Regions from separate parts of the Mus musculus genome. Here region 2 is linked to region 1. A link is a contact called in ENCODE Hi-C or POLR2A ChIA-PET data. All regions are on one chromosome and are shown on one strand. The core of a region is the stretch at or near the end of the contact, and the rest is flanking DNA. Distances in the headings are between cores, read along the strand shown. Region 1 holds the start of Pbx1 (pre B cell leukemia homeobox 1). Region 2 overlaps Gm39696 (a long non-coding RNA gene).

Region 1 (4,771 bases), core at 2,234-4,733:
GAAGAGAACTGTGTCCTACTATGTTTGAAGAAGTTTGAAAGAGAACCCGTAGTGTCACCTAGTCTTGCCACAGAGGTCAGCATGGTGGGATGACTCTGTGGCGCATTAGAATTAGGTTAGACGAAGAGAAAGCTGCTTTGTTACTTGGTAAAATTTTGATAGTGACTCACATCCGGAAAGCAGGACTCAGCAGGCCTCAGCTCCTCTGATGTTCAGCATGGTCACCAGAGTTATGAATTCTTCCAGCACACATTTATAGAACAGCGAGATTATAAGGAAAATATTGTCCAGATAAGAAAGGAATAAAAACTAGTATCCATCTTCTGTTATGCTTCATAAAGTTGAGAAATTGCACGTAGGATTTTTTTTTCCTCAGAACCTACTTTTATAACTTCCCTAATGTAAGCCTAGACATTTTATTTCACCTAAGGTGTTTTCTCCCTTTGACTTCCTTTATTTGCATTAAAAAATAAGGTCAGAAGGCAGGATATAGAGATGTTCACACAAAATCGTACAATCTAGTGACAGAACAGTTTCGTACGTTCAGTACAATCCATGTCCATACAACAAAACATCCACAGAAGGATGGACTAAATCCTAGCCAGTCACTGAGTGATGCTAGTCTGTACTTGTCTAGGAATTTAAGGAAGTTTGCTTCTTTACCATAGACTAGGAAGGTGTTTAAATTGGGTGTTAAACGAGTCAAATGAAGTGCTAATGTATCAGCCCCGGATACATTGTATCCACAGCTATAATTATGACTGTATCAATGCTGCACTATTCCACACTGGAAGCCATTTCCTTTATCTTTCTCCCTCACACCAAGTCGGCTCTCACAGTGGTACCATCCTGATACCATCTCAACCTTGTCCTTGCCTTCCGGTTTCTATTGCCTTTTGGCTGATGGGATTTAACCTGGTCTCCCCTTCTCAGACGATTTGTGCAGCCTGAGTCATTGACCTGCTAGTTTTGGACAACTGTATAACTAGCCATGCCTCCTGCTCCCATGCTTGAAGCAGTCACTCATGTGACCTCAGTTTTCCATGGGAGAAAGCACAACGCTGCCTGGGCAGTCACACCTCCTTAAAGTTAGTTCCACTGTGTCCACACCCTGAAGCCTCTGTGAACCCCGCCCGCCTTCCAGAACCAATCTGTCCTTCAAACTGCCTCAAAGCCCACTTGCGCTTACTCTAAGTGGATCTTCACTTTCTTTCATCTCTTCTGCAGTGTGTGCTTTTTCTAGTGTACCGATTATTTATATTGTAATTTATTTGGGCAACAGTATAGAGTCACAGTTTAAAGCATAAGAATTGAGACCAATGAGTTGTAGTGACCTAAGTACCTTGAACAGGAAAAATACCATGGTAAGCAATAAATATTAGTTATTTGTTCTATTAATATTGTACACATCCTTAATTCCCATAGCAAAATTGAGCCTCAATGATAATGATCTTATGGTATTACTGATACCTCTCTTAATACTTGACCTGGCAACACTTTATGAGATTCACGACTCAGAACCAATTGCTTCAAAACTGATTTCTTTATAGGCTCTGCTCCTACCTCATGTTGTAAGAGACAAGGGATTTATGTCTTGGCCCACATGGGCCGAGATTGACATGTGACTTAAGTACATAGTTTTACTCAACTTCTGATAAGTGTTGATTAAACCAAGAGTTTACAAGTTGAGATATGTGTGTGAATAAAGCCATTTTTATTAAGTAATATGGATTTGTCAGTACAGTTAATACGCATTATTGCATGCCCTTTTACCAGTGGTGCCAATGAGCATGCTAAGAGCTGCTTTGAAGTGCTTCCCTCAGGGCCCCTTATCTTGCCAAATGTTTGCATAATGATTGATGAAAAAGATAAAATTCTATTTGAGGATCTCCAAGTGCTTGGCTAGGTGGCTGCTTCCCATTCTGCTGATTGGTGCCACTGAGGCTGGCAGTGGCTCCTTTGGCACTATATCTACGCCAGAAAAGGGTTGATGGCTACACAGAAGAATAGTCCCAAGAAGTCCAGAATTTTTCTAAATGACGAGAGTGTTATTTTATCTTATGGGTATTCAGACCAAGTGCCCAATCAGGTTCTACTGTTGGTTGGAATAAAGGAAAATAAAGGTAAATGTGTGGATTTACCCCGGCTCTAACTCCTTATTGGCTTCTCTTAATTCATTTACTTCCTTTTACTTCTAATCCCAGCCTTCTTGTTTTAAGATCTGTTCTTCTAAGTCTTAAGTCTGTTTGCAAGCTAGACAAGCAACAGACATGCAAGTAACTTTTACCACATTCACATGGAGCTGTTAAGTGTGAGGCCTGCTAAGAATCCACCCAAACTTGGGTATGAATTCTAGCTTTGATACTTTATAACTATGGACTTTGAACAAATTCTTTAACCTTTTTGAGTTTCCTCTCTGTGAAATGAGAATAATAATCCATAATTCACAGAGATGTCTTGGGGATTAAATACAATAACTCAAGTAAATTACTTTGTGCATAGTAGGCATTCAATAAATGTCAGTTTCCTTCTTCTCCCTGTTATTAATGCTTATTAGACTATATTAAAAACTAGAACCAGACTGTGATAATGCAATCCCTTATTAAGTGTTTAAGCCAAATAACCAACTTCCCTCAGGGGGAAGAGAAATGTTGAATTCGGTTTTTTTGGTAAACTTATTTATTAGTATTTTTCTCGAGTTTTATTCCTCAAAGTCCACACTTCAGCTACTGTTTATGCCACAAAAATGACAATTTATATTCTCTTTGCTGGCATAGAGTTGAGGATTTGCAAATTATCCACTACCTAGACTTTGATCTATTATTCATTATCTTAGCAGCCCGATTTTATTTACTAACTACGTCATATAACAAAGTTTTGCTTTCAACAGTTTCCCTGAGGTCTAAGGATTTCAGAGAATCAAGTTTACTACCGCAGCGTCACCGCGTAGACGAACGAGGGGTGGGGCGGAGGGATCCACACCGTCTGTGTGCTTTCGTGTTAATTTTACAGTCTTGCGTTTAAGTGGAGCCACGTTTCCCTCAAGGACGGAGCCTAAGAGAAGCAGACAAGAGCTGAAGCTAAGGTCTCTCTGCGCCTTTAAGAACTGGAGACTGGGTCATAGCTCCGCCTCCTTCCCGGCCCACCTCTGAACTCTGATTGACAAGACTCCCGGGCTAGGAGGAGCTGAAGGAGGCCGAGGAGGAGACGCTGGGTGGAAAGTAGGGGGAGGAGGAGCCCACTTTCAGGACTAGCCAATCATAGAAGGGGGCGGGGCTCAAGAGCCCTCCTCCCTCCTCTGACCCCCGCCTCCTGGCCTCTCCGCTCCCTCCCCCCTTCCCTCGGCCCCCTCCCCTCTCCTCCTTCTCCTCCTCCTCCTCCTTCTCCTCCTCCTCCTCCTTCTCCTCCTCCACCTCCTCCTCCTCCTTCTCCTCCTCCTCCTCCTCCTCCTCTCAGGCTGTGGTTTTTCTGTATATGTTTCTGGAGTCCTGAGCCTGGGCTAAACAAAAGCAGGAGGCTGACGGGGCTGCTGGAGTTTGCAGAGACACGGAGGAGGAAAGAGCTTGGGCTTTGCCTGCCGCCACGGCTGGGGGTGATCTGGCTTCTGCTACAGCCCACCCCCTTTGAGATCACTCTGGCCCGGAGTGGGGGTGGGGGGCAGCGGGGGGTGGGGGGGAAAGTTTGCATTGCAATCCCCCTGCCTTCCTCTCCTTTCTCCCGATCAATGCATATTTGCAAAAGGATTAAGCCACAGATTTAAGCGCCGGGAGCCCATTTCTGCCTTGCAAAGGAGATCGGACTGAAAAACCCAAAGGCGGCTCTGATTTCTTTTCGCCAAGTGGGAAGGTGGTTTATTTTTCTTGCTTTTTTGGAGTCAACACCCTTCCCCACCAGCCCTTATCCCCACCCTCACCCCGCAACCCCTTCACGCCCCCCTCCCCCTCCCCATCCTCCCACCATCCTCTAAAGAGGCAAAGAGATTTTTTTTTTCCCCTTTTGGTCTTCTTCTTCTTTTTTTAAAACCCTGGTCCCTGTTTATCCTGAAAAGGATTTGAAGACAGCTTGAAGGATAAAAAGCCTCGGTGCTTCCCAGGCGCCGATCCGAGGAGCCGAAGAGGAAGAGCCGGGGCTGCCGGAGCCTTCAGAGATGGACGAGCAGCCGAGGCTGATGCATTCCCACGCTGGGGTCGGGATGGCCGGACACCCCGGCCTGTCCCAGCACTTGCAGGATGGGGCCGGAGGGACCGAGGGGGAGGGCGGGAGGAAGCAGGACATCGGGGACATTTTACAGCAAATTATGACCATCACAGACCAGAGTTTGGATGAAGCGCAGGCCAGGTGAGATGGAGGCTTTTCTTTGCCTTTCTTGTTTTTTTTTTTTTCCCTCCCTCTCGCAGGGGGAAACAATGGGAACCGAATCACCACAGCGCTTTCTTCTAAAATGTTGTTTCTTTTCTCATTTTGACAAACAACTCTATGGCGGAGGAGTAAAATTTAAAGAAGCGTTGTTATCGAAAGTGTGATCGCCCGTGCTGAGATATGGCTGTGTGTAGATAGATGTTGTGCGAGTGTGTCTGTTAGAGGTATTTGTATGAATGCACAAAAACACGCAGCCACGCCGAAAATACTGCCAACTAATCCGAAAGCGGCCCTCGGCACTTTTTTACAGCTTTAAAAAAGTGTATGAAGGAGGCAGAATTGTCAAGTTCCGAGCCGCATTCCATGCCTTCGGTAGTTGAGGGACTTCGGAACATGACAAAATAAAAAAAAA
Region 2 (5,355 bases), core at 411-2,910, 45 kb before region 1:
AAATCCTCTGAAACAGAATGAAAATAAATGTCTATTTCCTTGAGCTTTCTGTCAGGTATTGGTGACTGTGCTGGAGAAGTAACAAATAGGCACATTTTCAACTTCCTGTCCCCCTTTCCTAGAAAGCATGGTCTTTGAGGGCTTCCACAGCATAATATAGAATGGCGCTCACTTCTTCAGCCAGGAAGAGAGCAGTTGACCAGGAAACATAGAGCCTTGGAACTAAAACATGTTCGGTGAGCCATGGGCAAAGACGTACTCAGCTGCTCTTCTCTGAGGACAAACTTGACTCTCTCTTGCTGAATTCTGGGGAACATTCTACAGTAAGCACTTCCCCTTAGAGCTGCGTGGAGTCAAAAAAAAAAAACAGCCATTAAAAATATGTATATAGTCAGGCAATGGTGGTGCAAGCGATTAATCCCAACACTCAGGAAGCAGAGACAGGAGGATCTGTGGGAGTTCGAGGCCAGCCTCAGCTACAGAGCAAGTTCCAGGACAGCCAAGGATATACAGAGAAATCCTATCTCAAAAAGCAACCACAAAACAAAAACAAACAAAAATTTATTTACCCAACTATTCCAACTATTTTTCTCTGGGTATGGTGTTTGCATATGTGTATATATAGTGGGAGGATATATAAGGCGGGTATGTGGTTTGCATATGTTTATATACAGTTGCATGTGGATGTTTGTGCAAGCATGTAGAATTCTTCCAGAGGTCTGTATCAGATCTTTCTTAATCTTCCATTTTTGTTGTTGTTGTTGTTTTTGTTGTTATTATTATTTAAGACAAAGTTTTTCATGTAGCCATGGCTGTCCTGGAACTCTCTCTGTGTAGACTAGATTGGCCTTGCATTTACAGAGATTTGCCTACCACTGCTTCCCTCATGCTGGACTTGAAGATGTGTGCTACCACGGCCTGGCTCCTTGTTTGTTTGTTTGTTTGTTTGTTTAGCTTGTTTTATATTGTTCATTGTTATTGTTGTTTTCACACAGGATCTCCCAAAGGACCTGGAGCTCACCAGCTAGGTTGGCTGACTTTGGAGTACTATCTGCCTCTGCCTCCCCCACACCGACATTACATGCCACCATGCTGATTTTTTATATGGCTGCTCAGGTCTTCAAGATTACACAACAGGTACTTTACCAACTCTCTCTCTCTCTCTCTCTCTCTCTCTCTCTCTCTCTCTCTCTCTCTCTCTAGCCCTGATAACAATAACAACATTTATAAAACCATTCATTTGGATGTTAAACAGAAAAATCTTACTTTGTTGGGTACTTATTGGAAGATTTGAGGAGATTTTTCTATCTGGCTTTACACTTTCATAATCAAACTCATTGCAGTTAGTTGATTTGGGATGTATTGGATGAGCAGGAAACACACATCAGGAAGAATTAAACACAGCATGGACAGTCTGAAAACACAACCACGACAAAAACCCTGTTTTTCGACTGAAGGCTGGCATTTTGTGATCTTTTGAAATCTCATTTCAAGAAGATTAATTTATTGGGGGATTTCCTGACTCTTAAAGAGAAGCCATAATATCTTCAGAGACATGTTGTCTTTCAGGCCTCTCCCTGCCAAGCAGGTGCCTGAAACCTGTCCTTCATGAGAGTAGCCAGCAAAGCAAAGGCCTGGGAGCCCTACAGAAGGACACAGAGCCCAGGCATGCATGGCTCAAGTCCACGTAGACAGCAGCCTATTTTTAATCAAGCAGCAAGGGGCTAAGGACTGTGTGATTCTGATTCTATTTATGGAAATGTGCTACATCAGCCTGAAAAGGAGGCTAAGATTGCTGCTCTGGTCCTGTCCCGCTCTTGGTACTCAAGGGGCTAGATAACCTATTCAGTCTCCCCTTCCCGGTTTCCTCAGCCACTTCAGCAACTGCCTTCCCAACCCATGAGACTCTCTCCAGGCCCCAACTACAGAGAAATTGGGGAGATGAAACAGAGCTATAAATGGAGTCTGTGGTGACTTCCAGAAGGCTATGCTTTGTAAAAACCATAAAGGAAAGAATGGTATAACAGTCGCTGTCCAGGAAGAAAATTTTTGTAACTGCTGTATGGAAAATCAGCCTTTCATGAAACCTCTGGGCCCTGCAGGTGGGGGTTGTGCAGAGCCATCCCTGAAAGTCATTTGATCTGCCTTAAAAGATCGAGCTGGTCACAGTTACAATTGTGCCATTTACCATGGCGAGGATTAAGCTGCCCCGATGTACCAGGGCCAAGAGGGGACATATTTATTCTTTTGTTGGCTCGTTCTGAGGGTGAGTTTGTGTATGCAGAGTGAGGGTCAGCCTTCTTTGGAGGTGAGCTAATGGGCTCTGTGGCTGGAGAGCATGTTGTCGTGAGGCCTCACATGACACTGAGGACCCAAAGCGGTGCCCACTCACAGGGAAAAAAAAAAAAAAAAGCCGGAGCCCCTGACCTACTGGGAAAGCTTCCAGGAAGGCTAATGACATATGATCCTCGCCCTTGCTCGGCTATTCCATCTCAGTTGCATTATCTTGGCAACCAGGCCTGGTGAAAAAAACAGTTCCCCGGCCCAGTGCTACAGGAGACTCCAGCATTCAGAGGGGCCAATCCGGGGTACACAGAAAGGACCTATGAATTTCAGACCCTCGCCGGTCAGACACATACATGTAGGCATTGCACGGAAGTCGCTCCAGTCAGCTGTTCTCTGTGGGTGGATGGGAACCCTTTGCTGGACCTTGGTTTGGTCTTTGCAGATTGAGGAAGTGCCTGTAAAGTCCTTGAGGGGAGGCCCGCTGCAAGCATGTTTACTGCTGCGTTATTACAGACAGTGCTGCGGAGCCCCCCACACGGCATCAAGCCATTTGCTAGATTGGATGCCACTTTCGGTGACAGGTCAGGGAAAGACACTGGATTTGATGCAGACTGACAGGTCCGTAAATTTGGTTTCTAATTTTATGTATTTATTTCTTTTAAAGAAAAGAGGGAGAGAGGGAATACTCAGAGCCATGAAATCATTAAAACCAATTCCCTTCCTCTCCCCCAGCCCTCCCTCTCTGGAGAATGTGTGTGAAACAATCTTCGCAGCTCCTGAGCCCTCCGATGGTATCGATCCAGATGTGGAAATTGGTATTGACTGCAGCTGCTGCTCAGCGCACTTCCCCGGCTTTTAAAGACACAGCGTATAGGTGATTTCACTTTGCACAGGACACAGCTCGGGAGACATTTGCTGATCCAAACTAAATAATACAAATTAAAAAATTGGGTTCTGCGTCTTGCATTCTCCATTAAGCCGCATGGGAACCGGAAGAGCTCTGGAGCAGCTGGCAAGGCAAAGGACCCACGGGCGGGCGGGCGGGCGGGCGGGTTGGCTCTTTCCCAAGCAAGGAAGGAAGGTTTCCTTTGCATTCTGCGTCCATCCTGATTCCTGGGCGAGGCCTAAGTGCAAAGAACCTGGACATGTGATGGCGAGTGCTGGTTGGAGATGCTGTGTTAATCCTCTATTGCCACCCTTAACAGTTATCACAGACAATGGTGTCAAGACAGGCATATCTATGGTGTTTGGATCCAGAAGTGTAGGATGAGGCACACCAGATGAAAATATAGCATCAACAGCTTTTGCTCGCTACTCTTCCAGATTCTTAGAAGAATTCAGTTCCTCACCACTTGGGTCTGGTACCCCAGCCTTAGGAGACTACTTAAACTTCTTGGCTTATAGCAGCTTTCTCCATCTTCAAAGCCAGTATGTCATATCACTCCAAACCACTCTTTTACCTTAATTTACATTTTTTAAGATTCATATGGTTAGGCGGGAGTAAGCAGAATAATCCAGAACTTGTCTCCCCATCAAGGACTTTCAATTTAGCCAAGTCCTAAAAGTCATTTGGAAGGTGACATAGTCAAAGGTTCTGGCAGTTAGAACGCGGGCATGCTTATGGAAGCAGTCCTCTATTCTAATGTCATCCCAGTCCCCACACAGTCTGGCATCATTTAAAGATTAAAAAGTGGGCATTTGCTTTTGCCTATGTGTGTGTACATGCTCCTGTGTGTACATGTTCATGTGTGTGCTCATGAGCACACATGCACTTATGTGCACATGAAGGACAGAAGGTGGTGCATACTCTACCTCAATCATGTTCATCCTAGTGTTGGAAGGAGGGCCTCTCACTGAGCCTGGATCTCAGTGCTTGTCTAGGCTATTGTCCAGCAAGTCATGGGCATATCTCCTGTCCTTACCTCCCCCTGGGACTACAAGCGCATCCTCCTGAACTTAGACCTTATTCCTGAGGGAACCAGAGATCAACCTCAGACCCTCGTGCTTAGACAGCATACACATTGCTGAATATGTCATCTCTCCAGCACTGGATATTTGATTTTCAGCAATGGACAAGAACGTCACTCATGTACGATCAACCTTCATGGTAGATAAGCATTCCCACCATGATTCAACTGTCTAGCCATTTATGATACCATCCAGCAGTCTGGGTGCTCCAGAGACAAGCCCTTTAGAAAAAAGTTACGGAATGCTAACACAGGGTTAATTCAGGTAGCCATGATGGTCTGCATGAAGGAGCCTGAGACCTCAGAAAAGAGTTGTGCAAATAAGTAATTGCCATCCCCGGAATTACTGACTCCACCCCTGCCCCACCCCCATCTGGTCCTTTAAGAGAAGACACTTTCAGTCTTATTTTCTAGACTAATACATCTATATTTGAAACCAGCTCAGCCATTGCCTAGCCTCACAATGGCAGCTAAGAAACCTGACAGAGGTGTCAAGGGCACACTGTTGCTTCCTTACAGGAGACCGTGTGCCCTTGGCAGATGTTTCTCGCACCTATATCTACTGCTCCACTCCTGAAAGCCATCCTGTCTGCATTCTTGAAGGGTCAGCCAAGACGGCAGCCTCAGCTGGACCATAAGTCCAGTCTAGGGCACCTCTATTTCCCTGTTGCTTCTGCCTACAGACAAGCTCGTCTGCTTGCGGCCCATCGCAGGGGAAGGGGCCCCTTTGCTGAGAGGCTGTCAGCCTGAATGGCTAATTGAGACCTCCCTTGTGCTGAGCTGGTGCAGATGGTCATGAATGAAGCACTGTTAGACAAGGAAGGAGGCAAGGCATCATGAATATTTAATCAGATATAAGTAAATATTAATGAAACAATTGTACCTTTAAATGGTTAAAGGACTTTCCATGTTCCAGTTCATTTTTATTCCAATGTGCCTACACATGCATACACACACACAAACGCATACACACACACACACACACACACACACACACACACACACAAATGCACACACACACACAATATACATTTTTGCCTCTGAGCTAGTAAGTTCCAGTTTGGCCTTCTAAATGTAAGAATCCCCATTATTCTAAATCTAA

Evidence for each region. A loop is a pair of places that touch in the nucleus more often than their neighbours do. ChIA-PET counts read pairs that join two places held with the same protein, here RNA polymerase II (POLR2A).
Region 2: a map of gastrocnemius shows a loop between it and region 1 (2.0-fold over the local background). The contact joins the enhancer-like site here to the promoter of Pbx1 in region 1. A Hi-C loop is called at or near these places in 2 of 37 maps with a recorded cell type or tissue (adrenal gland and gastrocnemius). POLR2A ChIA-PET finds 5 or more read pairs at or near these places in 1 of 5 experiments (Patski).

What each region holds. Positions count from the first base shown.
Region 1 is chr1:168,430,881-168,435,651 of GRCm38, reverse strand. Pbx1 (pre B cell leukemia homeobox 1) reads left to right here and starts at 3,483. Exons shown (of 9, transcript NM_183355.3): 1 at 3,483-4,338. The coding sequence starts at 4,148.
Region 2 is chr1:168,473,495-168,478,849 of GRCm38, reverse strand. Gm39696 (a long non-coding RNA gene) reads left to right here. Exons shown (of 3, transcript XR_865718.1): 2 at 996-1,137; 3 at 3,019-3,216. Among named protein-coding and RNA genes, the nearest start is that of Mir6348, 14 kb to the left of the region's middle. Within about 2 kb of position 1,660, at least 2 of the 3 ENCODE cell types and tissues checked have a DNase peak (open chromatin) inside an H3K27ac peak, as active enhancers do; they include gastrocnemius, where a contact is called at or near this core.